Linked DNA regions of Homo sapiens: region 2 is linked to region 1. The links are chromatin loops, found by intact Hi-C in ENCODE. Cell type or tissue: endothelial cell of umbilical vein. All regions are shown on one strand. Links, peaks and the distances in the headings refer to the core of each region. The heading gives the core; the rest is flanking DNA. Region 1 overlaps SPECC1 (sperm antigen with calponin homology and coiled-coil domains 1). Region 2 overlaps SPECC1 (sperm antigen with calponin homology and coiled-coil domains 1).

The links. Hi-C counts contacts between places; a loop is a spot of excess contacts. Peaks named below come from ENCODE experiments on the same cell type or tissue, not always from the same donor. Only the 100,000 strongest peaks of a DNase experiment are listed, where the experiment ranks them.
Region 2: it touches region 1 in a loop (2.3-fold over the local background); 10 of 110 quality-filtered maps call a loop at or near these places.

What each region holds. Positions count from the first base shown.
Region 1 is chr17:20,149,438-20,164,297 of GRCh38, reverse strand. The region is part of intron 3 of SPECC1 (sperm antigen with calponin homology and coiled-coil domains 1); the gene reads right to left. Among named protein-coding and RNA genes, the nearest start is that of SPECC1, 150 kb to the right of the region's middle. RefSeq lists silencers at 7,725-7,934, 7,945-8,394, 8,405-8,514. In endothelial cell of umbilical vein, for the core only: no CTCF peak of the experiment used is centred there; a DNase peak (open chromatin) is centred at 8,357; H3K4me3 peaks cover 1,385 bases; H3K27me3 peaks cover 504 bases.
Region 2 is chr17:20,201,075-20,215,934 of GRCh38, reverse strand. SPECC1 (sperm antigen with calponin homology and coiled-coil domains 1) reads right to left here. Exons shown (of 15, transcript NM_001243439.2): 4 at 10,023-11,602. Among named protein-coding and RNA genes, the nearest start is that of SPECC1, 200 kb to the right of the region's middle. In endothelial cell of umbilical vein, for the core only: no CTCF peak of the experiment used is centred there; a DNase peak (open chromatin) is centred at 9,124; H3K27ac peaks cover 1,138 bases.

The DNA.
Region 1 (14,860 bases), core at 5,384-10,383:
TCCCAGCTACTTCAGGAGGCTGGGGCAGAGAGGAAGGTCAAGGCTGCAGTGGGCCAGCATCGCACCACTGCACTCCAGCCTGGCCAACAGAGCAAGACTTTGTCTCTTTAAAAAAAAAAAAAAAAAAATTACATGGGAAGAAATCCCAATATTATTTGGAATAAAACACTTATGTAAACATCTTTTAATCCTAGAAAGATTTAGAACAAGTGGGGAAATAATCAAAAGAATCAGACAAGTAGTAATAGAATTCCATATTAAGAAATATCTGCATTATAGAATTATACTTTTAATGTTTATGAGAATTGGATCTATTAAAGAGTTACAGGGTCAACCTTGCGATTCCAATTCAAAATATGTAACTGAGTAATTAATTTGTAATTTTAAATTGGAAAGCTTGCATCTACATATACACACATATAAAGAGAGAATACAGGCTGGGCACTGTGGCTCACACCTATAAAATCTCAGCACTTTGGGAGGCCAAGGTGGGAGGATAGCTTGAGCCCAGGAGTTCAAGACCAGCCAGGGCAATATAGCAAGACCCCGTCTCTATAAAAAACACAAAAATTAGCCAGGGGTGGTGACATGCTCCTGTAGTCGTAGCTACTCGGGAGGCTGCAGTGAGAGGACCGCCTGCACCCAGGAGGTCAAGGCTGCAGTAAGCTCTGACCCTGCCACTGCACTCCAGCCTGTGTGACAGAGACAGAAACTGTCTCAAAAAAAAAAAAAAGAGAGAGAGAGAATATAAATGTTTTGGAATATATAAGAGGACTTAAGAATCACTAAGTTTATTAGAATAATTATTAAATTTATAAGACTTTAAAAACTGGATTTTTTTGTCAGACTTTAACAAGAACCTAAATATACTAAATTAATAAACACAAATTAAAATGTTAATTTTATTAGCAAAGTTTGTAAACAGAACTCAATTTAACCAGATGCTCTTAAAGAGTGCTTATTAAATTTTACTGCATTTGTAAATAGAACATATGGAATAACAAGACGTTGAACTTGAAAATTTCAAGAGCTACTTTTTTATTATCCACAACTTTAAATGACTTAATTTTAAAAATCAAAGTAACGTATAAACAAGCTTTTCTGCAGTATATATATTTGATTTTCTGTCTTAATTAGGGGAAGCTCTTTAATGGGGAGCTTAACCCACTGACATTTATTACAGTAACATATATTTGACCTTCTTAGATTTTTTACTATGTATTACCATTGATATTTGATGTATGCATCTTCACTTTGTTTTTTGTTTTTGAGATGGAGTTTTGCTCTTGTTGCCCAAGCTGGAGTGCAATGGTGCAATCTTGGCTCACCGCAACCTCCGCCTCCCAGGTTCAAGGGACTCTCCTGCCTCAGCCTCCCAAGTAGCTGGGATTACAGGCATGTGCCACCATGCCTGGCTAATTTTGTATTTTTCAGTAGAGACAAGGCTTCTCCATGTTGGTCAGGCTGGTCTCGAACTCCCAACTTCGGGTGATCCGCCCACCTTGGCCTCCCAAAGTGCTGCGATTACAGGCGTGAGCCACTGCACCCAGCCACATCTTCACTTTTACAAAAGCAAAGAGAATCCAAAAAAGAGAAAAAGGATCCAAGAAATAATGAACTAACCTGAGAATGAGATGGGACTAGAAAGCAACCAGTCCAAACCAAAGTATTATGTTGGAGGGTTAAGAAGAATTAACAGCTAAAACTTATCAGGTGCTTTCTATGTGTGTCTATTTTAAGCCTTCATATGTTTTAACCTATGAATCACCACAACAATCCTACAATGTAGGTTATATTACTCTTCCCTTTCCTAGATAAAGAATTTGAAGCTCGAGGAAAAATTATTTGCCTGGGCCGGGCGCGGTGGCTCACGTCTGTAATCCCAGCACTTTGGGGGTCCAAGGTGGGCGGATCACAATGTCAGGAGATGGAGACCAGCCTGGCTAACGCGGTGAAACCCTGTGTCTACTAAAAAATAGAAAAAATTAGCCGGGCGCAGTGGCAGGTGCCTGTAGTCCCAGCTACTTGGGAGGCTGAGGCAGGAGAATGGCGTGAACCCGGGAGGTGGAGCTTGCAGTGAGGCGAGATCGTGCCACTGCACTCCAGCCTGGACGACAGAGCGAGACTCTGTCTAAAAAATATATATATAAAAAAATAAAAAATTATTTGCCCGAAGTCTGAGGGCAGAAGTGACAGAAATGAGAGCAGGGCACGGTGGCTCATGCCTGTAATCCCAGCAATTTGGGAGGCCCAGGTGGGCGGATCACCTGAGGTCAGGAATTGGAGACCAGCCTGGCCAACATGGCGAAACCCCGTCTCTACTAAAAATACAAAAATTAGCCAGGCATGGTGGCACGCACCTGTAGTCCCAGGTACTCAAGAGGCTGAGGCAGGAGAATCTCTTGAACCTGGGAGGCAGAAGTTGCAGGGAGCTGAGATCACTCCACTGCACTCCAGCCTAGGCAACAGAATGAGACTCTGTCTCAAAAAAAAAAAAAAGAAAGAAAAAAAGAAGTGACAGAACTGAGTATGAAAAGGCAGACTAGCTTCTTGTTTTTAAGAAAAAAGAAATTCCCTCTTACAGTCTGCAAAAGACAGAAACTGAGTAACAGGATAAAAGCATATTAATTTTAAAAGTAAAGAGCATATTCATACCAACTCCTTTCCATTCTCCTTACTCCTTCCTCCTGTCTTCACAGATCACGCGTTATGCAATGTAAGATGCCACTGTCTTCTCTATAAATCTAAACATACTACCTGGTTCTCCATTAAATAATACATGAGATCCTGATATTTTAAATGCTGATAGGCCTTCCATTTTTAGAATTAACCTATAAATGATGCACAGAAGACTTACTAATACTAATTATGGAACAGAATGAAAATGTTCTAGCCATGTGAAAGGTCCAGAGGCAGACTGGGAATAAGTGCAGGAGGGGGACTCTTGAGAATAAGGCAGAAGACATTTAGGGGCACTACATCCTCATTTACCTGTGACGAAGCCTAGGACACTATTTAAAGCTGGTGAGTCAAGAAATAGAAGTGGAAAACAATAGATTACCTTAGAATTTTAAAGTTTTTTCTTTTTTGAGACACTCTTACTCTGTCACCCAGGTTGGAATGCAGTAGCGCGATCTCAGCTCACTGCAACCTCCGCCTCCCGGGCTCAAGCGATTCTCCTGCCTCAGCCTCCCAAGTAGCTCGGATTACAGGTGCCCACCACCGCACTCGACTAATTTTTGTATTTTTAGTAGAGACGGGGTTTCACCATGTTGGCCAGGCTGGTCTCAAAATGAAATTTTCATATAGCAAAGTGGAAGGACTTTTACAGTAAACTTCTGTATACCACTACTTGTATTCTACCACTAGCATTTTTATACTAACAATGGATTTGGAAAATTTAAGTATGACTTGCAGAAACGGGGAGTGAGGAGAATATATAGCAGGGAAAATGTGCTTAATTCCTCAACTTTCATAGTGCAGGTTAGTAGTAGAGAGGCTTGAAAACTAACAAATCAAGAAACAATAAGGGTATAGTATATCATGTAGAATTGTAGAGGTAACTACCATTTCATTGAAATGCATCAAAAAATAAGACAGACTAATGGGTGGGTAGAGGAATGAATATAGAGATGTACAAATAAAGCAAATACAGCAAAATATTAATTTAGAATCTAGGTGGTTGGTACATGGGTGTTTACTATGTAAGTCTTAATTTTTCTGATTAAAATTTTTGTAATAAAATACTGATGCAAATGTGGTTGAGAATGGTCATCATGTCTACAAAGAGACACTAATGTTTACCAATATGCATGCTCTCTGCTTGATGCAGTCCCCTGGCATGTCAGTGGGTCTCTGTGACTGAGTCTGGCCAGTGGAACATAAGTAGAAATAATGTGCACCACTTCTAGGCCTGGCCCCTAAAACCTCGGGCAGGGTCCTCCACACGCCTTCTCCTCTCCCGACTGCTGGCAGATTCAGGGCAATTTGGGAGCCATATGCTGAAGAGGAGCATCCACCAGCCTGAGTCTCTAACAACCACCTGCTGATGGCCCCCAACTCACACCAGATGCGACATGAGGCAGCAATCAACTTTAACTGTCTTAAGTGGCTATTTTGGAATTTATCTGTAACCACAGTTAGCATTAACTATAACTAATACAGAGTGCACCTGAGCAGCTTTTATTTCATGTAATTTGCATTAACTTTTTAATTTCATACATGCAAATTTAAAACAAATAATAAGCTGGTACTGGGACTAGGGAAAACCTTCTAAACTCACTTTCTAAGACTTCTTTAACACTTTGGGCACCTTTGTGTGAATATAAAAAGGCAAAATTGCAAAACGGCACCCCTTCCTCTGGGTTGCTACAACCCTGCCAGGCCCACTCAACTCTCTAAGCAGATGCCTTTGAACAGTACACAAATTGCACAACCATGCCCAGCAGCCCTGACAATGAGGTGATGACAACCTGGTTGGAAACTGAAGGACTGTTAACTAGGACCTTTTAGGAAGCATGAGATGTGGTCACCAACTTTCTCTGCCCAGGCTGAAAATTTCAGACATGAAATTTTCATATCTTTTACTGGATCTATTTATCTTATCCATTCTGCAATACCATGTTAAGTCATGATGTCCCAACTCGGAGGACTGCAGATACCACAACAGAGGAATCCTGCTGCCACCACAGCCAATTCCAGGGCTAGAAAAGCAGCAGCAGCTGAGAAGCTGCCTTCTGCCTTAGAAACACCCCAGAGGGGATGAGGAGCTTCCATCTGGAAAAGATGGTGCAATCTCAACGCCTACAGCGGGTCTCAGATGGGGATTTTACCTCTTTACTCTTTAAAGAGACTCTCCCTGTCCAAGCAACTGAGGTCCTGTGGCAGTCAACCATGGAGGTGTTCCACTGGGATCCCTTTTTCAAGAAAGAACTTAACCAGGTACAGTGGCTTACACCTGTAATCCCAGCACTTTGGGAGGCTGAAGCAAGAGGATCACCTGAGCCCAGGAGTTTGGGACCAGCCTGGGCAACATGGCAAGATCCCATCTCTACGCCAGGCATGGTGGCTCACACCTGTGATCCCAGCACTGTGGGAGGCTGAGTCAGGCAGATCACTTGAGGTCAGGAGTTCAAGACCAGCCTGGCCAACATGGTGAAATCCCACCTCTACTAAAAATACAAAAATTAGGCGGGCATAGTGGTGCACACCTGCAGTCTCAGCTACTCGGGAGGATCGCTTTAACCCAGGAGGCAGAGGTTGCAGTGAGCCAAGATCACACCACTGCACTCTAGCCTGGGTGGCAGAACAAGCCTCCATCTCAAAAAAAAAAACAAAAACAAAAACAAAATCCCATCTCTACAAAAAAAAACAAAACAAAAACGAAACAGCCGGGCCTGTTGTCCTAGCTACTTGGGTGGCTGAAGTGGAAGGATTGCCTGAGCTTGGAAGGTCAAGGCTGCAGTGAGCCATGATCACAGCACTGCACTCCACCCCAGGTGACAGTCAGACCTTGTCTCAAAAAACAAAACAGAACAAAAAAAACCGAACTTGCCATTCATCTGCAAGGACTGCAGAGGGCTGACAGCTTCCAGCTGTTGGCACCACGAGGATCCCAAGACTTGTGTTAGCTTCTGAGCTGAAGGCACGTTCTTCCAAAGTAGCCTCTGGCCAATGACTGACCCACAGAAAGACTAGGGACTGTCCTTTCTGCCCAACCTGAGACCCCTCTAATGGGTGGGCTTTGCTAGGGAGCTCCCCCATCAAGTGGCCAAGACTTCAGGTCTGCATCATTATCTGAGGCTCTCCCTGCCCAAACCTGCTGCCTCCCGCTTCCCTTTCATAGGTGTTGGGTCTGCATCATGATCAAAAGCTTTCCTTGCCCAGGCTGGTCTCGAACTCCTCTAATTCTGCTTCCTATCCCTATTGTCTGTCTTGGATACATTCTTAATTCTAAATGTCTGTTCTCCATGGACAAAACTGACACAATACGGGAACCATGCGACACTCAGGCTTGTGTGCTGCTATCACTCATCCAGCCTCCCTTCTCCTTCTGCTTCCCCCTTATATCCTTTTGGTCCCCTTGCTCTGATGACCCTCGGAAGCACTTGTTGAGATTCTAGTCCAATGTACCACAACTGCCAGTTGGGGCCATGCGACCTCATCCCAGTCCCTGTGGTAAAGCCGACTGAAAACCCACGCATCTTTAACAAAGCTCTAATTTCCAGGATCTCAGTGATGAACTCTACAGCATTTCATCACAGCATTAGAAGGCCAGTTAAAATTACACTTTCAGACAGTAATCCAGCATTTAAAGTTTTTACCACGAATTTCTAGCCAGGCAAGGTGGCATTTGTCTGTAGTCTCAGCTACTTGGGAGGCTGACGGAGGAGAGGTGCTGGAGCCCAAGACTTCAAGGCCAGTCTGGGCAACATAGTGAGACACCATCTCTTAAAAATGCCCTAAATCCGGTATCTTCATTTGCAGCAAATCAGAGTTCCCATTCTGAAATGATATGCATTCTTTGAAAAATACAATAAAATAAGTCACTGGCATAAACATATTCTTTTTATGTCCTATCCATCACAGTGCTTTAAAAAGTAAGGTCACTAAAAAAATTGGAACACAGGCATCCAATCAGTCTTAAAAGCTGTAACAAGAGTAACTCTTTTCACAATTTTAACACAAAGGAAATAATACACAGGGGTTTTCACAATACCTGGACAAGCATGTAACTAATGAGAAGTGTTTTTAAAATGTTACCAATCCTTTACCGAACCAATCCTTTACCAACAGGGTTATTTATAACAAGTATATTATTTTTATTTTATGCATATTTCATTTTATGAATATGCTTATTGTTGGTTATTCTGCCCAAAAAATAGTCTGAACAAGTGCTGTGTAACTAAAGTCACCTCTAGGCAGTAAGCTGGCCCCTGAAATTTTTCTTCATAGTATTCCTGTGAAGAAACTTGGACAGCCCGTCCAAGTTTTCCATCCTGGCTGTGGTACCAGTCCAATGTACCCCAAGTGTCAGGGAGGCACCCGCCTCCACCCCACCCCGAGGATAGGGCCAAGGTGGGGCGGCTGGGGCGCTGGGAGATGAAGGAGAAGCAATGCGCAGAGGCCAGGACGACCCAGCGTCCTACAGCACGGCACCCAGCTCCGGAAAAGGTCACTCGGACAAGTCGCTTCACCTCTCAGAGCCTCAAAGTCCTCATTCAAATTAAAATTCAAATATTACGCCTTTGGAAAATATTTACAGTTCTGACTCTCCCACAGAAACACATACCTGTCACCGGCCCCCCACCCCCACAAGGACTCCAGAGTCAGGTCAACCACCTCTTTCCTATCAGCCAAGATGCCATTTTTCAGGCAAAACTAAATCCCTTTTGCTTCACGTGACAGTCCAGAAATGTTTCGTTTTGTTTTTAAAAGCAACCCTGCTTATCGGCATCTAACTCTGCTGGGGGCCGACATGAGCTACCAGAGGACGAAAACTACGGCCCAACTGACTCCACGAAGCTCACTCAGGACTGAGGAAGTAAAAACGGGATAACCAGAGGCGCGCCCGACACCCCAGAACAAGCACGGACTATTCTGGGTTAGGAACAGTCGCGGGGCAGCCCTGGCGTGAGTGTGAGGGGCAGAGCCGCGGGCGCCACAAACTGCGGGGCCGGCGGCCGACAGGGAGAGGCCGCGGGGCACGCCCTCCCCGCAAACGCCCGGAAAGTCCGAGGGCGGCCTGCGCGCTCAGGAGACCTGGTCTAGGCGCAGGCCAGGCGCGGAGTGGGGAACCCCGCGGCAGGGACCCAGCGGTGCCTGCCCGGCGGCCCCGGCGCCCAGGTGCGCGTTCAGGACGAGCAGCGTTTTCTGGTCGCGGCGTCGGCACAGGTAATTTCACAATCCCAAGCGGCGCATTCCAACGACAAGAATCACACCCCAGGACCTTAGCCTTTCGCTCGCCCCAGTCGGCGCCGCGAGCCGGAGGCGGTGGGGGAAGGGCGCCTGGAGGGGGGGTGGGGTTGCGGCTGCGGCGCGACCCCCGCCAGCCGCACAGACCTGGTTCCGGATCCTCGGGCCGTCCTGAGTGGTTGCCCATGCTTGGCCGACTCGGGCACCAGCCGGCTTGCCGGCCTCGGACCGGGTGTCCACCGTGCCGAGCTCGCGCTGGCTCCGGCTGGCGAGGCGGTTGCGTCCGGCGGGTCCGCTCCAGTCAAAGAAAGGACCGGGCGCCTTCCAGTTCCCAGCAGCTGCCGGCGGAGCCGCTGCTCTCCCGCGCCCGTGGGCCCCGCCCCCTCATCTGCATCAAGCCCGCCCTCGCGGCCCGCCCCCTTCATCTGCATCCTGCCGGACCACCTCAACTGCACACCGCCCGCCAGGCGCGGCCCGCCCCCGTCATCTGCATACTGTCCGCCCACCTCATCTGTATTTCCTTCTTGGCTGCCAGAAGGCCCCGCGCCGTGGGCGGGACGCACCGGCTGACCGGCTGCAGGCCTCCGCCCGCGGATGCTGAGAACCGCAGCTGCACAAGGTAGGCTGGAAAAACCCCACTGCGGTGAGGCGGAAGCCTAGTGCCGCCGGAAAGGCAAAATCCTGCTCGTGTGAAGCTAGACCTATCAGGACAAGAGAAACCTAGGACTAGCGCAGGACAGGCGCTTAATAAGCATTTCTTTGGGTGAATGAATGAATGGATGAACAACTCGAGGAGGTGGTGAAGAAAAATAACGCTAACAAAGACGTACTCACCCAAAATGAATACTATGGCTAATAATAAAAATGCATACCAATCGTAAGTAGAAACTGTTCTGCCGCTGTCGGAAATTACTAAAATGGAAATTACCCTGAACGACTTTCATCCTTCATCTGACAGTGAAAACACTTAGAACAACGAAATCTTGCAGTAAAAATATTTAGGACTAAAAAAACCATTAGTGGTATGACTGGTTCTATCTCGTGCATCACTTGAACACTACGGTCCATTCTCAGGTGTCACGCATCAACATCGTAGGACACCACTGATTACTCCTAACGCCTCCAAACAGTGTGTTCACTTGGTTCCAGGATGCTACCCTCTCCTAGTTTTCTGCTCACTCCCCTAGAAGCCTCTTCCCAGTCCCCTTTGTTGGTTCCTCCTCATCTTGACCCACCCTGGGCACTAAAGCTCAGCCAACAGACCTCTTTCCTATATACTCTCTTGGTCTTTGATTTACCAACTTGTGGCTTTCAAATACCATCTACATATCTCCAGGCTGGTTCCCTCTTCTAACTCCAGACTCATTTGTCCAACTACCTTCTTGACACCTTCTCTTGACACCTCCACTTAGGTTTTTTAATAGTCCTCTCCATCTCCATAAGTGGCAGTTCCGTTCTTCCAGTGACTCAGGCCAGAAACCTCGACTCCTTTCACATGCCACATCTCGTCCCTCAACAACGCCTGTCAGTATGTGTATCATAAATAGCCCTACATCTCAGCACTTCTCACCTCCTCCACTGCTACCCCCGATCCAAGCCGCTGTCATCTCCTGCCAGGATTACTGCAACTGCCTCCTAACCAGTCTCACTTCTCCTGCCCTTGCCTCTTTATAGTCCATTCTGCACATACAGTGAGAGTGATGCTTCTAAAGCCTAGGTCAAATCATGTCACACCCCCACTTGCAACGCTCCAGTGTCTTTCTGTCTCACTTGGAGGGAAAGTCAAAGCCCTTACAATGGCCTCCAAGGCCCTGAATAATCCTCCTCTTCCCCCATCAGTGAACTCACCTTCCCCTTCTCACATTGCTGTTGCTACACCGGCCTCCTCACTGTTCCTCAAATAAGCGGGGCATGTTCCCATCTCAGGGCCTTTGCACTTGGTGTTCCCTCTGCCTGCAACATTCTTCCTCCCGACACCTACACTGCATAGACCTTATGTCTCACCCTCTCTCACTCCCTGGGCCTTTGCTCAAATGTCACCCTACTAAGGGGGCTTCTCTCATCGCACCACATTAAATAGTAAGCCAGACCCTCAGCACACACCCTCTCCTACTTTGCTGGCCTCTGTGACACTGATCACCATTCCATATACTACATGTTTACTAATTATTGTTCCTCCACTAGAGTGTAAACTTTATAAACACAGAGACTCGGAACAAATGAATGAAAACAAATGAATGAACCAATGTATAGGCTGCAGGCAGCAGACACAAATTAGCCCTTAAATACACATTACTTCTTTTTAGTGGTAGTATAGTACCATGAGTTGGTTTCTGCCACAAAACTAGCGTGTCAAAGACAAGAGTCACAGTTTTATTTCTGTAATCTATAAAACACAGCACAATACTGAGCATGTACAAGCAAATATACTAAGGAAAATAAATAGCAGGAAACAATGTTAGAGCAGAAATGCATATGACACCAAGTGCAACTCCCTCCCCTTTTAAAAAGGTAACTAGCCCAGAAAAGATGGTCGACTTCCCCAAATAGTTCCAAAATGATAGGCAGAGCCTGAGTTTGTGATCATGGTAAGAGTGACACAACTTCAATCTACAGAACAGTTACATACTTATTCAAAGAGTTTTGGAAATCAATGAGTCAATATACTAATTCTGTAAAATGTCAAGTAATTAACATGTCTCTTTATGGAAACTGGACAAGTAAGACCCCAACCCAACCTGGACTCCTATGGCTCTCTCACCTCCCACATTTAAAATATCTAGTCAAGTCCTGCACATTTCATCACCTTAACATTTTCCAGACTTTGCCTCTCTTGTCTTTGCTGCATCTTTGCTTCACAAGGGCTACTGCATTAGCTTCCCAACTAACTTACTACTTCCACTTTCGCTGCTACTTAAATTGCTCCTCCACCTGAATTATCAAAAATGCAAATCTGACTGCGCCATGCCTCTGCCTAGAAGTTCCTGTGGCTCCCCTCTACCCTTAAGATGAAGTCCTTCTAAGCTTAGTATACCAAGGTCCTTCATAATCATGTGCTCCACCTCCACCCCTATTGTTCTAGCCTCAGCTTTCAGAAGTTCTCCCTCCCAACTTATATTACAGCAATGTTGAGCCAGCTGTAGCTCCCTGAACACACCCTATTGTTTCAGGCCTCTATGCTTTCATATCTGCTATATTCCGTCGGTTTCAACACCTCGTCCATAACTGAGCTGCCTGGCAAATGCTTATTCATCTGCTGTGAACTGAGTTGTGTCCTTCCTAAATTCATGTTGAAGCCCTACCCCCCACAATGTGATAGTATTTGGAGACAGGGCCTTTAGGAGGTAATTAAGGTTAAATGAGGTCATAAGGGTGGGGGGCCCTAATCTAGCAGGATAGGTGGCCTTATAAGAAGAGGAAGAGGCTGGCGGAGGCTCACGCCTGTAATCCCAGCACTTTGGGAGGCTGAGGCAGGCAGATCACGAGGTCAAGAGATCAAGACCATCTGGCCAACATGGTGAAACCCCATCTCTACCAAAAATACAAAAATTAGCTAGGCGTGGTGGCACGTGCCTCTAGTCCCACCTTCTCAGCTGAGGCAGGAGAATCGCTTGAACCCGGGAGGCAGAGGTTGCAGTGAGCCGAGATCGCACCATTGTACTCCAGCCTGGCAACAGAGCAAGACTCCATCTCAAAAAACAAAACAAAATAAAACAAATAAAAATAAAAAAAGAAGAGGAAGAGATCTTTCTCTCTCTCTCTTTCTGTTATGTGAGGTCACAGTGAGATGGTGGCATGTATAAGCCAAGAAGACTCCTCACCAGAACCCAGCCATGCTGGCACTCTGAACTCAGGCTTCCAGCCTCCAACACTCCGAGAAATAAATTTCTGCTGTTTAAGCCATCCAGTCTGTGCAATTGGTTATGGCAGCTGAAGCAGAGTAATATATATCATCTTTTAAATTCTTGCTCTGTTATCACCCCCCTTTGGTCTGCCTGCACATCTCAGACAGAATTCAATGCTGTCTCCCTCATGGTACTTCTGTACCTGTCAATGCTTGTATTATTTTATTTTATTTTATTTTTTGAGACAGTTTTGCTCTGTTGCCCAGGCTGGAGTGCAATAGCGTGATCTCAGCTCACTGCAATCTCCGCCTCCTGGGTTTAAGTGATTTTCGTGCCTCAGCCTCCCAAGTAGCTGGGATTACAGGTGCATGCTACCATGCCTGGCTAATTTTTTTATTTTTGTAGAGATGGGGTTTCACCATGTTGGTCAGGCTGGTCTCAAACTCCTGACCTCAAGTGATCCACCTCCCTCTGCCTCCCGAGTAGCTGGGATTACAGGCATGAGCCACCAGGCCCAGCTGGGGTTTCTCCCACAGAACTAGCATGTCAAAGACAAGAGCCTCCCGGGTTCAAGCGATTCTCCTGCCTCAGCCTCCCAAGTAGCTGGGATTACAGGCGCCTGCCACCATGCCCAGCTAATTTTTCTATTTTAAGTAGAGACAGGGTTTCACCATGTTGGTCAGGCTGGTCTCGAACTCCTGACCTCAGGTGATCCACCTGAGTTGGCCTCCCAAAGTGCTGGGATTACAGGCATGAGCCACCATGCCCAGCCATGGATAATTTTAAAAAGCAGTTCAGGGATCAGTCAGGTTGTGGCAGTCACACATCCTGGGCAAATGAAAAACCAACTGCCTGAATGTTATATGAACAGGATAAAATTTCCTGTGGAATCAAAGAGTCCAGTGGAATCAAGCAACACGCGGAAGTGAAGCTGATGTGCTGTGTATCTGATGTAAACCTTAAAAGTGGCTCTGATGATCATGGTGACAGGGTGACATGTCAAAGACGCCTGTGATGACTATAAAAAAAGCAACAGTGTACAGACACTCCTCAACTTATGATGGGTTACGTCCCAATAACCCATTGTAAACTGAAAATATTCTAAGTCGAGATGGGCTTTGTAGACAGGATGGATGCAAAAATGCTGGCAAACAATATTCAAAAAAATGCTGACAACGCAGTACTGTTGAAGGTTTACCCCCATGATTGCAGGGCTGACTAGGAGCTGCGGCTCACAACCACTGCCCAGCATCACAAAAAAGTGTAGCTCCACATATCACTAGCCTGGTAAAAGATCAAAATTCAAAATTTGAAGTACAGTATAGCTTTTGTACCATCACAAAGTCAAAAAATCCTAAGTCAAACCATCATAAGTCAGGGACTGTCTGTAATTTCTAAATTACTGTATTTCTATAATGTGTAATTTCAAATGTAAAGGTATAACTAAGTTGACAACTTGGACATTATAATTACATATTTTTTACTTCACCTATAATCTAAGCGTTTTAAGGAAGACAAAAAGGTTTTTATGGAACTTCACTGAATATAAAGATCCCTTATATACAGGCATAAACAATAAAATAATATATATGTGGTCCCATTTTTATTAAAAATTTCTATATTCTACTGTCCATATTAATATGTGTAGAAATAAATTTTGACATGTATATAGCAAATTATTAGAAATAACTATATCTGAAATATAGAATTAGGAAAGACTTTTTTTCTATACCAAATATCTGTCTTAATAAATATATTTTACTACTATGACCAGAACACATTAAAAAAAGTACATATCCTTAAGCTCAGCAGTTATTCTTACAGAAATTTATTTGAAAGAAATAGTTACAGGCCAGTCACGGTGGCTCAAACCTGTAATCCCAGCACTTTTTTTTTTTTTTGAGACAGAGTTTCACTCGTTGCCCAGGTTGGAGTGCAGTGGTGCGATCTCGGCTCACTGCAACCTCCGCCTCCCGAGTTCAAGCGATTCTCCTGCCTCAGCCTCCCGAGTAGCTGGGATTACAGGCATGCACCACCACACCTGGCTAATTTAGTATTTTTAGTAGAGACGGGATTTCTCCATGTTGGTCAGGCTAGTCTCGAACTCCCGACCTCAGGTGATCTGCCCGCCTCGGCCTCCCAAAGTGCAGGGATGATCCCAGCTACTTGGGAGGCTGAGGCAGAAAAAATCACTTGAACCTGTGAGGCAAAGGTTGTGATGAGCTGAGACTCCGTCCCAAAAAAAAAAAGAAAAAAGGCCGGGCACAGTGGCTCACGCCTGTAATCCCAGCACTTTAGGAGGCTGAGGCGGGCAGATCACCAGGTCAGGAGATCGAGACCATCCGGACTAAAACGGTGAAACCCTGTCTCTACTATACTAAAAAAAAAATACAAAAAAATTAGCCGGGCGTGGTGGCGGGCGCCTGTAGTCCCAGCTACTCGGGAGGCTGAGGCAGGATAATGGTGTGAACCCGGGAGGCGGAGCTTGCAGTGAGCCGAGATCGCACCTCTGCACTCCAGCCTGGGAGACAGAGTGAGACTCCATCTCAGAAAAAAAAAGAAGAAAAGAAATAGTTACAAATATACACAAACATCTAGCTTGCAAGATAATTCTTAACATTTGTTGAGAAATAATTACATGCCAGGCACTATTCTAAGTACATTATATATTTCGATTTATAAAACAAAACTGTTTTTTTAACTCAAATTAAAGATTAGAAAATGACTGAGAGGGTGAGTAACTTGCCTAAGTTTACTCCGCTAGAAAGCAGCAGAGCCAGGATTTAAACCTGTGTCCCCAAGTCCACCCCAAGGTTTGGTGATTCTCTGAAAGGACTCACAAGACTCAGCACACAGTTGCACTCAGAGCTATGATATATGACAGCAAAAGGATACAAAGAAAAGGGAAAAGGTCTACAAGACCAAGTCCAGAGGAAACTAGGTGCAAGCTTCCATGAATTTCCCCCCAGTGTAGTCATTCAGGGTGTGCTTAATTCTTCCAGCAATGAGCTGTGACAACACGTGTGAAATGTCTGCCAGGGAAATTCACTAGAGACTTAGCATCCAGGGTTTTTACCAGGCGATCACATAGGCTCCTGGAA
Region 2 (14,860 bases), core at 6,244-11,243, 51 kb before region 1:
GGCATCTATATAGCTTTCTTTAGTGTGATGAACAAAAGCAGAAAGGAAATCAAGCTAGAGATATCTAAGAACCAAGCTCTTCTCCTACACAAAGCAGCCATAAGAATAGAGACTGTAGACTAAAGAGAATAAGGAATTAGGTTTATAGATTACCCAACATTATCAATATATAAAGAACAAAGAAAACAGTACATTCAAGTAAAAGCATTCTGTGAGACAAAATGCGGCTCAAACATTTCAGTGTTAGTTATTTTTTGTAAATTTTTATAGCAAAGACAGTATCTTGAAGAATTATGCCCTGGCTATGAGAAATCATTTAATCTTTCATTCAAATAGTTACATGCCAAAAACATGGTACTATAGAGACATGGACAGAATGAGATCACTATAATAAGTTCTGAGTAAATTCCAGTAACATTAAAGTTGTACAGACAGTTTTATTAGAAAACAGAACAAGTGGAGAAGAAAGATACCTGACTCATAAACCCCCCATAACTGCCTCTTGTGTAAGTCTGTCATTTTACTTGGCTTTTGACTTAATCTGTTTATTATATAGTGATTATATAGTCCATTCAATCAAGTTTTCTCGAGTGCTTAAAAAGAGATCATCTACCAGGGCAGAGAATGGTCAAGAATTCAGAATCGCACCTGCTCATCTTCAGAGTCGCAACCTCCTCTGACACTGTGGAGGCTCCTCACAAACCTCAGCATATGTGAAATGCATTCATGGAACATCCTGTCTAGACATATTTCTACAGCTTCTAAAGGTACTGGAGGGGCAAAGAGAGACCTCAGGCACGAGGCCCCGGCCTTGGAGGACTCTTGGCCTGGAAGGGCAGAGGCTCCCGGATCTCCTCTGTGGCTGCATCGGCAGTTGCTGACAGCAGCCTGGGCTTGCAGGCCTGGGTATCCTTGTTAGCTCCAGCAGATAACGCTCCCTTCTCAAGCCTGCCCCACATTCTGTGTTTCCTCTCCCAGGAAGCAGCACAACCGCACATTCAATCCTACAAGCTGGAGATCTATGAATAGGCTGAAATGCCTTCCTCCTGCCCGTCCCTGACATCAAATCAGTCACCTGACCCTACTGAGCCTCCCTTCTACACATCTAACATCTAAATGTCTTTCCAGGCCGGGTGCAGTGGCTCACGCCTGTAATCCCAGCACTTTGGGAGGTTGAGGTGGGTGGATCACTTAAGGTCAGGGGTTTGAGACCAGCCTGGCCAACATGGTGAAACCCCGTCTCTACTAAAAATAGGAAAGTTAGCTGGGCGTGGTGGCAGGTGCCTGTAATCCCAGCTACTCAGGAGGCTGAGGCAGGAGAATCGCTTGAACCCAGGAGGTGGAGGCTGCAGTGCGTGAAGAGATGCACCACTGCACTCAGCCTGGATAACAGAGCAAGACTCCGTCTCAAAAATAAATAAGTAAATAAAATGAATGTCTTTCCAGCCCTCATCTTCCCACCCAACTCACTCCCTGTTCTGTCCTTCATTCTTTCTCACCTAACTGTGGCCCAAGTCATCTTTCTCAACAGTAAATGTGATTCCATAACTCTTAAAATTCCTCCGACCAAAAGCACAAACCACCAAAGAAAAATAACTAAATTCGACTTCATAAAAATAAAAATTAAACAATTTTGTGCCATAAAGGGCATTATCAAGACAATGAAAAGATAACCCACAGAATGAGAGGAAATATTTGCAAATCATTTATCTGGTAAAGGATTTGTATCCAAAGAATAGAAAGAACTCTTCAGCACTCTGGGAGGCTAAAGTGGGAGGGCTGCTTGAGGCCGCAGGGCGTGGGTTCCATGTGTATAAAACATCCAGAAGACCCAAGTCCACAGAGCCAAAACATAGATTTGTGGTTGCCAGGGGCTGGGAGGGAGGCGGTCTTGGAGGGTGACTGCTGTGGGTTAAGATTTTTTTACGGGGTGATAAAAATGTTCTAAAATTGATTGTAGTGATGGTTGCACAATTGTGTGAATACACTAAAACCCACAGACTTACGTGATTTAAATGGATCATATCTCAATAAAAGCTGCTATTTAAAAAAAAAAATTCTTCAGAGACTCCCACTGTCTTGAGGATAAAATCCTAACTGCTTGGCTGGTGTCTCCACCAGGCCACTTCCACTGACCACCCTGTTCACTCCAACAAGGACAAACTACCTGCATCACTTCCTTGGTGGCCAGGCTTTCTGGCCTTAGGACCTGCTGTTCTCTTCTGGCAGCATTCCCAGAGTCCCCACCCCATACACTCAGGGGTCAACTCACCCCCTCTCCCCTCAAGACTCAGGTAGAGGTCAAACAAAATAACATTTCTTGATGACTCAGGTTTTCACTGTGAATTTCTCCATTGTATTACAATCAGGTAAAACTCTCCTAGTTCAACAAGGCTTTCAAAGGTGGTTTTCTTCAAAGGGCTTTGGCCTTAAGATGACAGTGACAACTATTAGTCTTAGGTCTGCTTTAAGTGTTTTTCTGTCTCTTCTTTGCTTTCAGGTAACTGGGCAGCAGTCTAAATCAGTGATTATAATAAGAGCTCTGGGTACGTTGGCTCACCCCTGCAATCCCAGCACTTTGGGAGGCACTGAGGTGTGGGAGGATCATCATAAGTTTGAGATCAGCCTTGTCAACAGAGCAAGATCCTGTCTCTATGAAAATAAAAATAAAAAATTGGGCATAGTGTTGCACACCTGTAATTCCAGCTACTTGGGAAGCTGAGGTGGGAGGATCACTGGAGCCCAGGAATTTGAGACTGCAGAGAGCTATGATCGCACCACTGTACTCCAGCCTGGGCAACAGAGCAAGACCATGTCTCAAAAAAAAAGAAAAGAAAAAAAAGAATAAGAGCTCTAAGGTCAGACCCAACTTTGAATGCTGGCTTCATTTCATCAATCCATTAGACTAATAACTTAAATCATTCTGTTTGCTCAAATGAAAAAATACTAGACAACAGAATCAACAGCATAAAATTAAGATAAATAAGATTAAATGATGGAAAAGCTCTGAGACTGCTTAGCACATACAAATAGCCCAAAATATTAGTTGCTGTTATTAAAATATAATAAACTTTACTTTTTAAACATATTAATATAATTATAGCAGCCCCTCAATTCTGCTGCAAGTTTCTCTGACATTCATTCATTCGTCTGAAAAGTATTTACTGAACACCTAATAGATGGAAGGAATTGCAATGCTAAAATTACATATAGTTTAAAAGGAAATAAACTTGGAATGACAGCTTGAGTAAATTTACCATGAGTGATACAGACTGGCTGCCTCCCCACCTAAATCTCATCTTGTATTCCCACATGTTGTGGGAGGGACCCCAGTGGGAGGTAATTGAATCAGGGAGGCAGGTCTTTCCTGTGCTGTTCTCCTGACAGTATAAGTCTCACGAGATCTGATGATTATATAAGGGGGAGTTTCCCTGCACAAGCTCTCTTATTTTGTCTGCCACCATGTGAGATGTGCCTTTCACCTTCCACCATGATTGTGAGGCATCCCCAGCCAAGTGGAACTGTTAAGTTCATTAATCCTTTTTTTCTTTCCAGTCTCAGGTATGTCTTTATCAGCAGCATGAAAACGGGCTAATTCAATGAGTAAGAAAGTGGGGTGTTTCTGTTCTGGCATCTAGCTTGGGTACTGCAAAACTCCCTCTGCTCGGTTCTTAGCCCTGTTGTGAATAGACACTGCTGATAATCATCCATAGTTCATTCTTATTGGCCTAAAGTTGAATTATTATTATTTTGGCCAATGCTGCTCCACCAAGGGAGAGGAGGAAATGTTAGTTTATTTACACTTCAGGTATAGTGGAGAAAGGCTGTTAGAAAACTCAAAGATGAGGGTAAACATCTGTATTTCACCTTTAGGAACTCAGAGGCAAGCTTCAGAAGCAGTGGCTGTACCCTGGTAGGGACCTTTCGAAGCAACAAGGCCCCACGCAGGTACTTCCCAAGAACTCGGACTGGAGAGAGAAGTGCTGGGCAACACCAGGTTCGCAGATGAGTCCTGAGGTCATGTGAAAGGAAGAGACTGCTTAGGCCTCACCTCACAAAAGGCATTAACGTGTCCAGGAGAAAACAAGTCCATCGCAGGGAAGCAGGGTCAGGCAGGATTGGGAAGCAGCCCCCTGTGGAGTCACAGGTAAGAGCAAGGGGTCGGAGCCACAGGTTCTGTGGATCTGCCCAACTGGCAAGACCACCCTTCCTCAAACTATCTGACTGTCTCCACCAAACTTCTGCCCCTTTTCAAGGGGCTTCAAGAACAGAGACCTGGGGGTGTCGGGAGAGGACCTGGCAGACATGCCATGAGTTCCGGGCCACATGCCTATCACATCCCACAAAATAAAAGGCTGCACAGGCATTCTGGCTTTGTAGTTTAATCTCTAGAAGATTCCGCTCCTAATGCTAAACTGGCTCTGCACAGCCAGGCTGAGGCCTGTGGCAATTTTCCCCAGGCCACAGCCCCTTGAGCAGAGGCTTACTGGTGCAACAGCTGTGGGGCTCTCCCCAACAGCCTCCACAGGCCTCCTCGACTTCCACATCCTCATGGCTTGCCCAGGGGAGCTGGAAAACAGGCCCTGTTGACAGGAGCTGCTGACAGGCCTCCTTCCCAGCATGAAGCCACAGGCCTCTGCTCACCAGAGTTGATATTTGGTGCCAGTGGGATGCCTTATGTGTGAGCTGAAGATGACTGAAATCTCCATGTTTTCAGCTCAGTAACCTTCCCACCTCTCCAGCAGCAGCCAGTGGCTACTCAGGCAGCAGGTTCCCTCAGCTTCCCTGCAGGGCCCCAAAGAGTTTTGCCTGCACATCTGAATCCTCTGAGGGCCAGGGTGGGTCAGGCCATTCCCATGAGTGACCTTGGCTGAGTGACAATAATGTCATTTACTGAGATGAGTCTGAAGTTCCATGGGACAGGGCCCCGCAGAGCTGAATGCCTCGCTGAAGACCCCATAACTGAGGCGGAAAGCTTCAGGAGGGACCAGGTAATGGTCAATGGGGTGGGGTCTCTTCAGGCCGAGAAAACCCCCTGAGCAAACATGACTGCCAGACAGTCACTGGCCCGGCCAGGCCTGGCATGGAGGGAGGGGTGGGAATATGGCTGGATGTGGGGTGGGACTGCAAGTGGAGGTGTGGTGGGAGCTGGGCACTGGGCGAAGCCATGTGGTGCCCCAGGCAGCACCGGAAGGCGCTACATGATCAGATCACTGTGAGTACTTTGTGGGAAAAGGTGAGGGAGTGGAGGCCTGGTGGGGCAAGTGCCCATCCCCCACCAAAAGCCACCCCCACCTTGTTTCTTCCTAACAGAATCCCAATTTTGTTCAAGAATCAGGCTGCAACTGTGATTTCAAGAGAGGTGGCCTGGGGGCACTGTGTGACGCAGTTCTCACCAATCAGATGTAAAGGTAAAGCTCTGGGAAACCCTCTCCCCATAGGACCCAGATGTCCAGGTGACATGCCTGCCCCAAGTCGCCAACAGGTGGACCAAGATGCTTGGCAATGCTGAGCTGTCCTGTACCCCTGGCAGGAGGTCCAGAACCACAGCACTGCCAGCCACAGCCTGGGCCTGCATCATGGGCAGCCACAGCCAATCTCCCACCCTTGGGGCCGGGGTGGAGGGAGTGTCCCCTGGCTCAAGCCGCTGACAGGAGGGCAGTTTCTCATATATCAATACATCACCTGGATACACTTCCAACCCACCTGACTGTTTAAACCAGGTTTCCAGATCTCTTAAGTCCTTTAAGGCATCCTATTCCAATGTCACAGCTACAGGATCATCTATTTGCCACATATTTCCCTCAAATTCTGGTTCTGCCATCTCTGACCACTGGCCACTCTAAATCAGTTTGGCTCTAGGACCCACACAAGCAGAACACTAGTCATTTCACCTCTGCTGACTCCCGCAAACCATTCATGCCAAGGGGTTATTTATAATCTCCTTACTCTTCTGGAAGCGGACTGAAGTTTCTGCAGAAAGAACTAAGATTCTAAGGATACCACCTATAAGCTTCAACCTCACGGGAATAAATAGATAATTTTCTTTTAAAACTTCTAGGTTTCAAGCCCAGAAAAGATATTCTAACTTGAAACCAAGATCCCAAACAACTGAAAAGGTAAAAAAGTAAATTAAAGCTGGGTCATGTTATTGTCTGGAAAAACAACAATCCCATACAACTCCATGCTGCTTGCTAGCTAGGGCAAGGATAGGAGTGGTGGCTTTGGGTTCTGTGGAAATCAGACCCGTCCTCAAAGTTGTACAGAAGTATGTCATGTGACTACAGATTAAGCGGCCATCAAGATGCATATGGGGTATATCAGAGAAGTTGAAAAAAATAAAGAAATCAGCAAACCAATGAAGAAAAAGAAATGAGAAGAAAAAAAGCCTACAAGATAGTGTAGAAATCCTACCAATTTTCCATTTATTGTTTGAGGAAGACACCTACCTCCTATTTTTAAAAAAGTACTTTTCAAGGCTTTTTATAGGTTCTTTTGACGGTATCTGGGTTGCTTGAGTAATCTTAACTTGAAACTTACATAGATTTACGGAATCTATTAGATCATAGGATGGTTTGGCACCACTTTCCCCTTTTGTAAATAGCTTATTGTATCCTTTTTAATAATATTCACCTTTCGCCAAGCATTAGAGTGGATGAATGCACTGCTCATGGGGTACACGTTGTTGCTTGGTGCTCAACAGGACAGTTACTCCGATACCTGCTGAAGGCAGCTATATTTGGAAGTTCTCAGCAAAAAGTCAAGTGAAACCACTGAAAACTGAAGAATTAGGATTTACCCCAGGAATGCAAGCATGATTTTACACTAGAGCACCTTAGAAAATCTGTTGTTATAACTTGCCTCACTAACAAGTTAGAGGAGAAAAAAACTTGATTACATAAAAACTATCAGATCACGTCATTAGCTGTAGAAAAAATTCAATCCTCATCCTTTAAAAACAAGCCAAGTAGTCAGGCATGGTGGTGCCTGGCTGCAGTCCCAGCTACCCAGAAAGGCTGAGGTGGGAGGATTGCTTGAGCCCAGGAGTTCAAGGCTGCAGTGAGCTATAATCGCCACTACACTCCAGCCTAAGTGACAAAACGAGAACCTGTCTCTAAAAATAAACCACCAAACAAAACACCTCTTAGCAAATACTTGCATAACATAATAAAAGGTATGTACCAAATGCCTACAAAAAACATACATCATAATTAAATGTTAAATGCTTCCCTTGGAATTAGATACGAGACCAGGATCCATCCACCGTCACGCTTCTATTCGACATTGCACAATGTAAAGGGGCCTGCCCAAGGTCACATCATTGCTCACTGGGTAAGTCAAGAGGACCCAGTCCAGCATGTTAGACCCTTCATCATAGTTTTGTGCTAAAACTTCTCCTGTTATCCTTTGGACATGAGTCTCTTAAGTATTATCATTTAAATTCATGGTTGTTGGCAGATTACTTGATAGTCTGTGGTAGAGATACAATCAGTATTAGTCCATTTAGGAGGTCTATGTTTTGCTTTTTCTACAGTAATGTAAAAGGGTAGGAAGATTAGTATGTTACAAGTCCACTGCAATTACAAATCAGTCTCTGTGCACATAAGACAGCACAAAATCACAAACCTAGGGTCTTGATAGATATACAAGAAACCCTATGTGATAGCATGCCCCCATCTTTACCTCAAACTCTCACCTAAAAATACTAGCTAGGACCTTTCCCTTCTTACTATCAGTATTTGATACTTCTAGTTAGCATGCAGTAAGATGTAGGATACATGAATAATAACAGTTTGATTTTAAACATATATGTTGTGCCTTGCACTCTACAGAAAATGCACACTTTCCTTTAAATTACATTTAGTTTATTCCAGAAGATTCCAGATTTTATTGCCTCTATTTACCAAAGCTATAACTTTAAATGCTTTCATTATCAACCAAGGATAAAAAAAAGTTAAATGAACAAAGAATTTTAGTCAAGAAACCAAAATGTACAAAAAATAAGACAAAAAAATTAATAAAGATAAAAGTAGAAACAAGTTAATCAGAAACAGATTAATAGTGGAATAGATAAACTAATCCAACTGATTCTTTGTAATGGAATGTGGACAGACATACTCTACTCTTCTGGATAGGAAGACAAAATATCATAATCATATCAATGCAAGTTTTTATGCATGCTCAAACATGTATAAACTGAGAAAAGGCCTGAAAGGACATACAGCAAAAGGTTAGCAGTTTTTCTCCAAGTGGTGAAATTAAAGGTAATACTTTTCTTTTTTATACTTTTCTGTACTTTTTAAATCGTCTGTAATAAAAATATTTTATGATCAGAAAAAAATAAGCTATTTTTAAGATGTCAAATTATTTCTCACTGATATGCACATTTAATGTAATGCCAAACTACCAAAAACACAGAGGGACTGATAAAGAACTTCAAGAAGGTGCACATGGGAGATAAAACATTTTGCCAGAGAGTAGTGAGTAATCTTAAAGTAAAAAAAGAATAATCTTACTCCACAAGATATTAAAACCCAATGCCAAGCCTGACTAGTAACCTCTAATGGAATTACTTCCGTACTTTCAATAAAATACCTACAAATTTAGAATACAGACAAAGAGAGAAACTCCTTAACATGACCCACCACTAAGCTCATCAGATGGCCAAATTGCAGAATCAGGCTGCAACAGACTCATCTTAAGACAGACGAAGCAGTGGAGAAAAATCTCCCTGAGAGCTCATGGCATAATTTGCTCCTTGAAACAATGACAACCCCTAAACTAAGGTAGGAAGATGTTTTGAATCTCTCTTGCCAGTAGATCCCTAAATCAGACCCAGAACTTGGAGGGAACAAGAAATAGGAGGCCATCTCTCTGCACCTCTCCAGCACTGCTCTGGGAGGTGGGCAGAATATCATAAAATCACCACAATTCTTGCATCAAAAACAAAATTACAGGCTGATTAAAGTGTTGAGAAAAGTTATTTGCTCTTGGGCTATGGAAGATCTTCCCAAGCAAAAAAGGTTAAAAAAATGAAATGATTAACAGATTTAAATGATATAACAATGTAATACCAAGTGCTGGCAAAGGCTCAGGAAAGCTCATGATCTCATGACCGCTAGGATGAATAAACTGGCATAATATTTCTGAAGGGCAATCTGGCTGAATGTGTTGAAAGTCTTTAAAATGTTTATACTCTTTGACTCGGTAAGTCATCGTCTAGGAATTTTTCCTAAATAAACAGTAAGATAGATATAAAAAAGTATTTATAATATTGAAAGACTGGAAAGACCACAAATGTTTGACAATACATGTATGTTCAACAACAGGGTAAATATGAAATATTTATATTAAAATAGTATCTGGCCTTTAAAATAATGTTTAAATGAATATTTAATGATAGGAATATGCTGAGAAAAGTTTTAATATTTCTAAAATGTCAAATGCAAAAAAAGTTAATAACATGTACAGGATGATTATAAATTTGTGTAACTTGTATGATACACATACACACACATATATCTGGAAGAAAACACCAAAATAGTGGTAATATTTTAGTTGAAAATTGGGAGTGATTTCATTTTCTGTTACTGGCAGCTAAAAGCATGCTGACAGACTGGCAAACTCCCACTCAATCTTCAGAACTCAGCTCAGTTGCTATTTCTTCCAGGAAGTCCTTCTGTGCTACGCCCAACCCCCACGTTACACCAGATGCCCCTCCTTTGCACTAGACTAGAGCCTGGGCATAGGCTGTATGATATTCTTTTATCACTGCATCATACTCTGATTTGACTCTACATCCCCACATTTTGAACCGCCCATAATCAGAAATTTGGGTGTTTCCTTTTTGTATCCCCCAATCCCAACCTGTGTGCAATCTAACAGGCCTTCAAGCTGGAATGCTGGCTTCGTGAATGAAACAGACTAAGCAAATGCTTCTCTGTGCTCTGTGAATTTAGAGGTTAAGGGCAGAAATGTGAACAAGGATGAGCAAATACCAGTAAAGAGCTGTCTCTTCTCACCTTGGCCAGCAGACTGGAAACATGTTTAATTTCACCGTTTGCCTTTAGTAATTCTTGTCTGAGCTCATTGCAAGACAGTTCCAGTAGATCTTTCTCTGCTCGGGCTACTTTCAACATTTCTTGAACTTCGCAGCTCTCTGCCGTCTGCTCCACAGCACTGGCCTCTGTGGCTTTCTGCTTCTCACCCTGCAAATGAGACTTCAAAGATCCATTCTCCATTTTTAGCCCTTCCAAGGTAACTCTACACTCTTCCAAAGTTTTGGCCATCATGTTATTATTATGCCGTTCCAGTTCTAGAAACTCATTCAGTTTTTCATTTTCTTCCTTCAGACGTTTAATCATTTCTAAAGCTCCTTGGTTTTCTTCCTCAACCTTCCGCAAGCTACAGGTCAACTGCTGCTGAATGTTGAGTAGCTTCTCTCTTTCAAAGCGGCCCTGTTCAAGAATACCTGTGCACTTCTGCTCCAGTTCAATAATTTTTCCTTCCTGAGTGGTGGGCTCTTCATTCTTTACTCGCTCTTGTAAAAGATTCATCAGCTTCTCATTTTCTTGACTTAGCTGCTCTGCCCTCTCTCGATGCTGATGAAAGGATGTCTCTAAAATCGTCTTTTCATCCACCAGCTTCTCATTTTCAGCTGTCAATTCCTGTACCATTTGTTGCTGGTCTGATAATTCTTGTAGAGTAGCCTGTAGTTCTTCTGCAGTGCTATGGTGGTTTTCTTCCATCTTTTGTATCTTCTCTGTGAGGGAAGCCAGGGACAATTCACTTACGCTGTTTGGGGAACTCCCAGCAGTAGAACACTTTGAACTCTTAAAGGGGTTACTGGTGGAGGACAGGGGCCTTGAGGGTGTCTCTGCTGTAATGTGCTCAAAGTCGGAAGCATCTGGCGACAAAGAAGCTTTGGTAACATCGCTACTTGAGGAGCCTGATGTCCGTAATGCATTTCCATGTATGTTTTTTTTATACTCATCAATGTCACTGGACATCTGATTTCCAGTTGGGCTTCCGAAGCTTGACTCTTGAGTTATGGATGTTGGGCAGCTGCTGTCGCCAGTGTGACTTGCTGCCCCTTCTGAATTTGGGGAGTGCTCAAGATAGATCAGTTTCTCCTTCAGGACCCGGTTTTCTTCCTCTAGATCGGAAAGCTCTTTCTGAAAGTTCTTGTTCTTCTCCTCAAGAGCTCTTATCATAGGTTCCGTGTCACCTGGGGAGACTGATGTTCCATCGACATTTGGGCCCAAAGCATCAGTCCCCTCAGCGTTCAGAGTCCTTTTCTCTTTGTATTTCTTTAGTTCACTTCGAAGCCTGTTAATTTCACTATCTTTTGCTTTGGCTTCTGCCAAAAGTTCCCGAACTTGGGACTCAAGCGCAGCCTTTTCTCCACCTTCATTCTCTTGCTTGGGCTTTGTGGAAGGGGTCCTCAGGTGTTTCGTAGGAGTGGGAGTGTTGGAAGAAGTTGGACTGGACACTGATTTCCTGGGGTTGGAGGGACCACGTGGCACAGACCTCTCTCTTGAGACAGTTACTGAAAATTCCCGTGGGGCTGGAATGCCTGTCCGTTTAGTTGTTGTAAAGGCCCCTTAAAGACAGAAGAAGAAAAAAATGAAAAAATAAAGCAAGCATTCTTATAAACAAAACCCAAATGACTGTAAATCACATGGCACAGTGGACAGTGGCTGTCGCTCTTCATCCATTTCCTCCTCCTCTAGCTAATTACCCAGTTCTGACTGTGGTTTCTGTGCTTCCTCCCCACAGCCCTATACTTTGGGTGAGGCTGACTCCAAGCCTGAGCTACTCAGGATGACCCCATCCCCAGCCAGTTGCTGGTTCACGCATGGGCACACAACTCAATTAAGATCAATGTGACAAAGGGAAGGTTTTCTGGGCAAGCTATTAAACACCACGGGACCAGAGTGAGAAAATGTGTAGGTGTGGGAATGGCTGGCAACCACCCTGCCCTTTCAAGAGGAAGGTGGGAATGCAGATGGCAGAGAAGGAAGAAGGAAACTAAACTCTCAATAGCATTGTTAAGTTGCTAAATCAAATCAACCCTGAAGTTTGGCCTATAGCTGGCCTTTCAGTTAGGCAAGCCAGTAAATACCCTTCCTATAAGTCACCTTGAGCTGGGTTTTCTGTAACTTGCAATTTAGTACATCTGCACTGATAATGTTGGCAACAAAAACAATGGCCTTTTGACAAAATACAAGTTCTTTGTGAATTTCTCAATAAACACTTTAAAAAACATCATTAACATATTTTGACAGCATAAATTTGATTAAGAAATCAGAAGATACAGATAATACTGAGAGATGGATCTGATACAATGACATATCACTTTTGCCGTAAGTGGAAATGATGTACTCATTTGTGTACATGGAGAAACAAGAATAAATGAAATAAGAACATACCTATGTTACTTGACATGATATAGACATAATACAGAATACTTGTAACAGCAAATGTAAGGTGTAAATAATTCTCTTTTATTTTCATCTGTACTATATCACAGACAATGTAAAAACAATTCTAGGGGTGAAACCCAGACATCAGTCTCCATTGTGCTCTAGAATTGAAACCCACCTCAGATGTTACAGTGTAAAATAAAATCCTGGACTTTTTTTTTTTTTTTTTTACAAACTGAAAGACTATTTGATGAGTCAAGGCTGGCTGCTGTCACTTACACAACTCTACATGCTTTCAGTGAGAGGTGTAATGAAGGGTCCCAGAAGTGGTCATCAACCTGTAGGCCTCTACAGTGTAGGAAGGGCACGGGAGGGAATGTTCCCATAGACTGGCAGCAGCCCCAGCGCTAAGGCAGGTTCCACACCTAACAAGATGGGCAGCTGTAAACCCACCACCAAGACTATTTCTGAGCCCTGAGCAAACACACACCTAAACATCCTGAATCCTGATGACATAAAGGCTGATGGCATTCATTACTAAACATCTAACAGCTGAGCTCTTTTGAAACTTTGACCTAATAAAGGCTGAACTGTCAAATTAATATATAGAAAACTATGGTTTTTAAATTAACTTCTTCAAATTAAGTTTCTGGAAAGCCAAGAGTATATCATAGACTTTTAATATAGTTGACCCCTGAACAACTTGGAGGTTAGGGGTGCCAACCTTTCATGCAGTCAAAACTCTGTGTATAACTTTTGGCTCCCCAGAAACTTAACTACTAATAGCCTATTGTTGACCGGAAGCCTGACTGAAAACATAAACAGTTAACACACACTTTGTGTTATATGTATTATATACTGTATTCTTAAGATAAAATGAGATAGAAAAAAGAAAATGTTATTCAGAAAACCATAAGGAAGAGGAAATACATTTGCAGTACCATACTGTATTTATCAATACCATAAGTTTACATGGTCTGTTTGCAAAATGAATCATCTGTCTGAAGCGACAGGCAACCATTCCTCAATCTAGCAAGCAATTCAATGCTGTCAGGGGTTTTATTGGCTTCTAGGGAGCACTGCCAGCATCACTAGTGGCACTTTGTATGGGTCCCATAGTGTTATTCAAGGTTTGTGGTACTGCACTAAACACAACAAAACATACTCAAGAATCTCAAGAGGTCACTTTTTACTGCGATCTGAGGTGTACTGGAGAGAGGAACTGCTCCCACAGAGATGATTAGCATCACAGTACCTTCCAAGCAGCTACCCCCAATGCTTGAGCGCACTGCAACAACATCAGGAAGTGGCTATAGAATTGTTACAGGAGTACTGTATGTACTACAGTTAATTGTATGCAGTTATAATACTGCATCTTTATATTTGTTTACATTTCTCTCAACTATGAATAGCACCATGTACAGTCTGTGTGTGCATAAGTTTAGACAAATTTTAACTTTTTATAATAGATTTGTGTATATTTTATGGTAGTAAATGATAAAACTGATTATTAGTATCTACATGTATTTTATGCATTCATGACATATGTAACTTTTTCTCAATTGTTTTCATATTTCTAGACTACCCAGTTCATCTGAATTTTTTTCAAACTGTTGCAACTCTCCAAATAATTTTCCAATGTATTTATTTTTTTTAAGTCTCCATATAAATGGACCCACACAGTTCAAGCTAGTGTTGTTCATGGGTCAGCCTTACTTATAGGTGTCACAGATACCTAACCTGCATCATACTACACACTCAACGAGGAAAAGACTTATTTAATTATTCTTGTGAAATAAGTATTAAAAACCACTAAGCACTAAAATGTTTTAGTAATGCTAGTTCTCTAGAATAAAGTCATTGCAGCAAGGACCGTATTAAAAACTGGAAGATAACTAAAGTTTCACCATAACTCTAGTCAGAACAGGCAAACCTGAGAGTCCAGGACTGATCATCACACTGGCATTTGTTATTCTTAATAACATCACTAAATTAAGGCTGACTTTTTCTTTCTTTTTTTATTTTTTTGAGATGGAGTTTTGCTCTTGTTGCCCAGGCTGGAATGCAATGTGCGACCTCAGCTCACTGCAACCTCTGCCTCCAAAGTTTAAGTGATTCTCCTGCCTCAGCATCCCGAATAGCTGGAACTACAGGCGCGAGCCACCATGCTCGGCTAATTTACTGTATTTCGTTTTTTTGTTTTTTTTTTTTTAGTAGAGATGGGGTTTCACCATGTTGGCCAGGCTGGTCTCGATCTCCTGACCTCAGGTGATCTCCCCGCCTTGGCCTCCCAAGTGCTAGGATGACAGGCGTGAGCCACCGTGCCCAGCCACTTTCTTTTTTTTAAACCTTCAATTGTTTGTTGGTTTTGAAGCTGGAAAAATTAATATAGAACAGATCAAGTCTGCTGTTATTTCCAGCTACAGTTTAACACC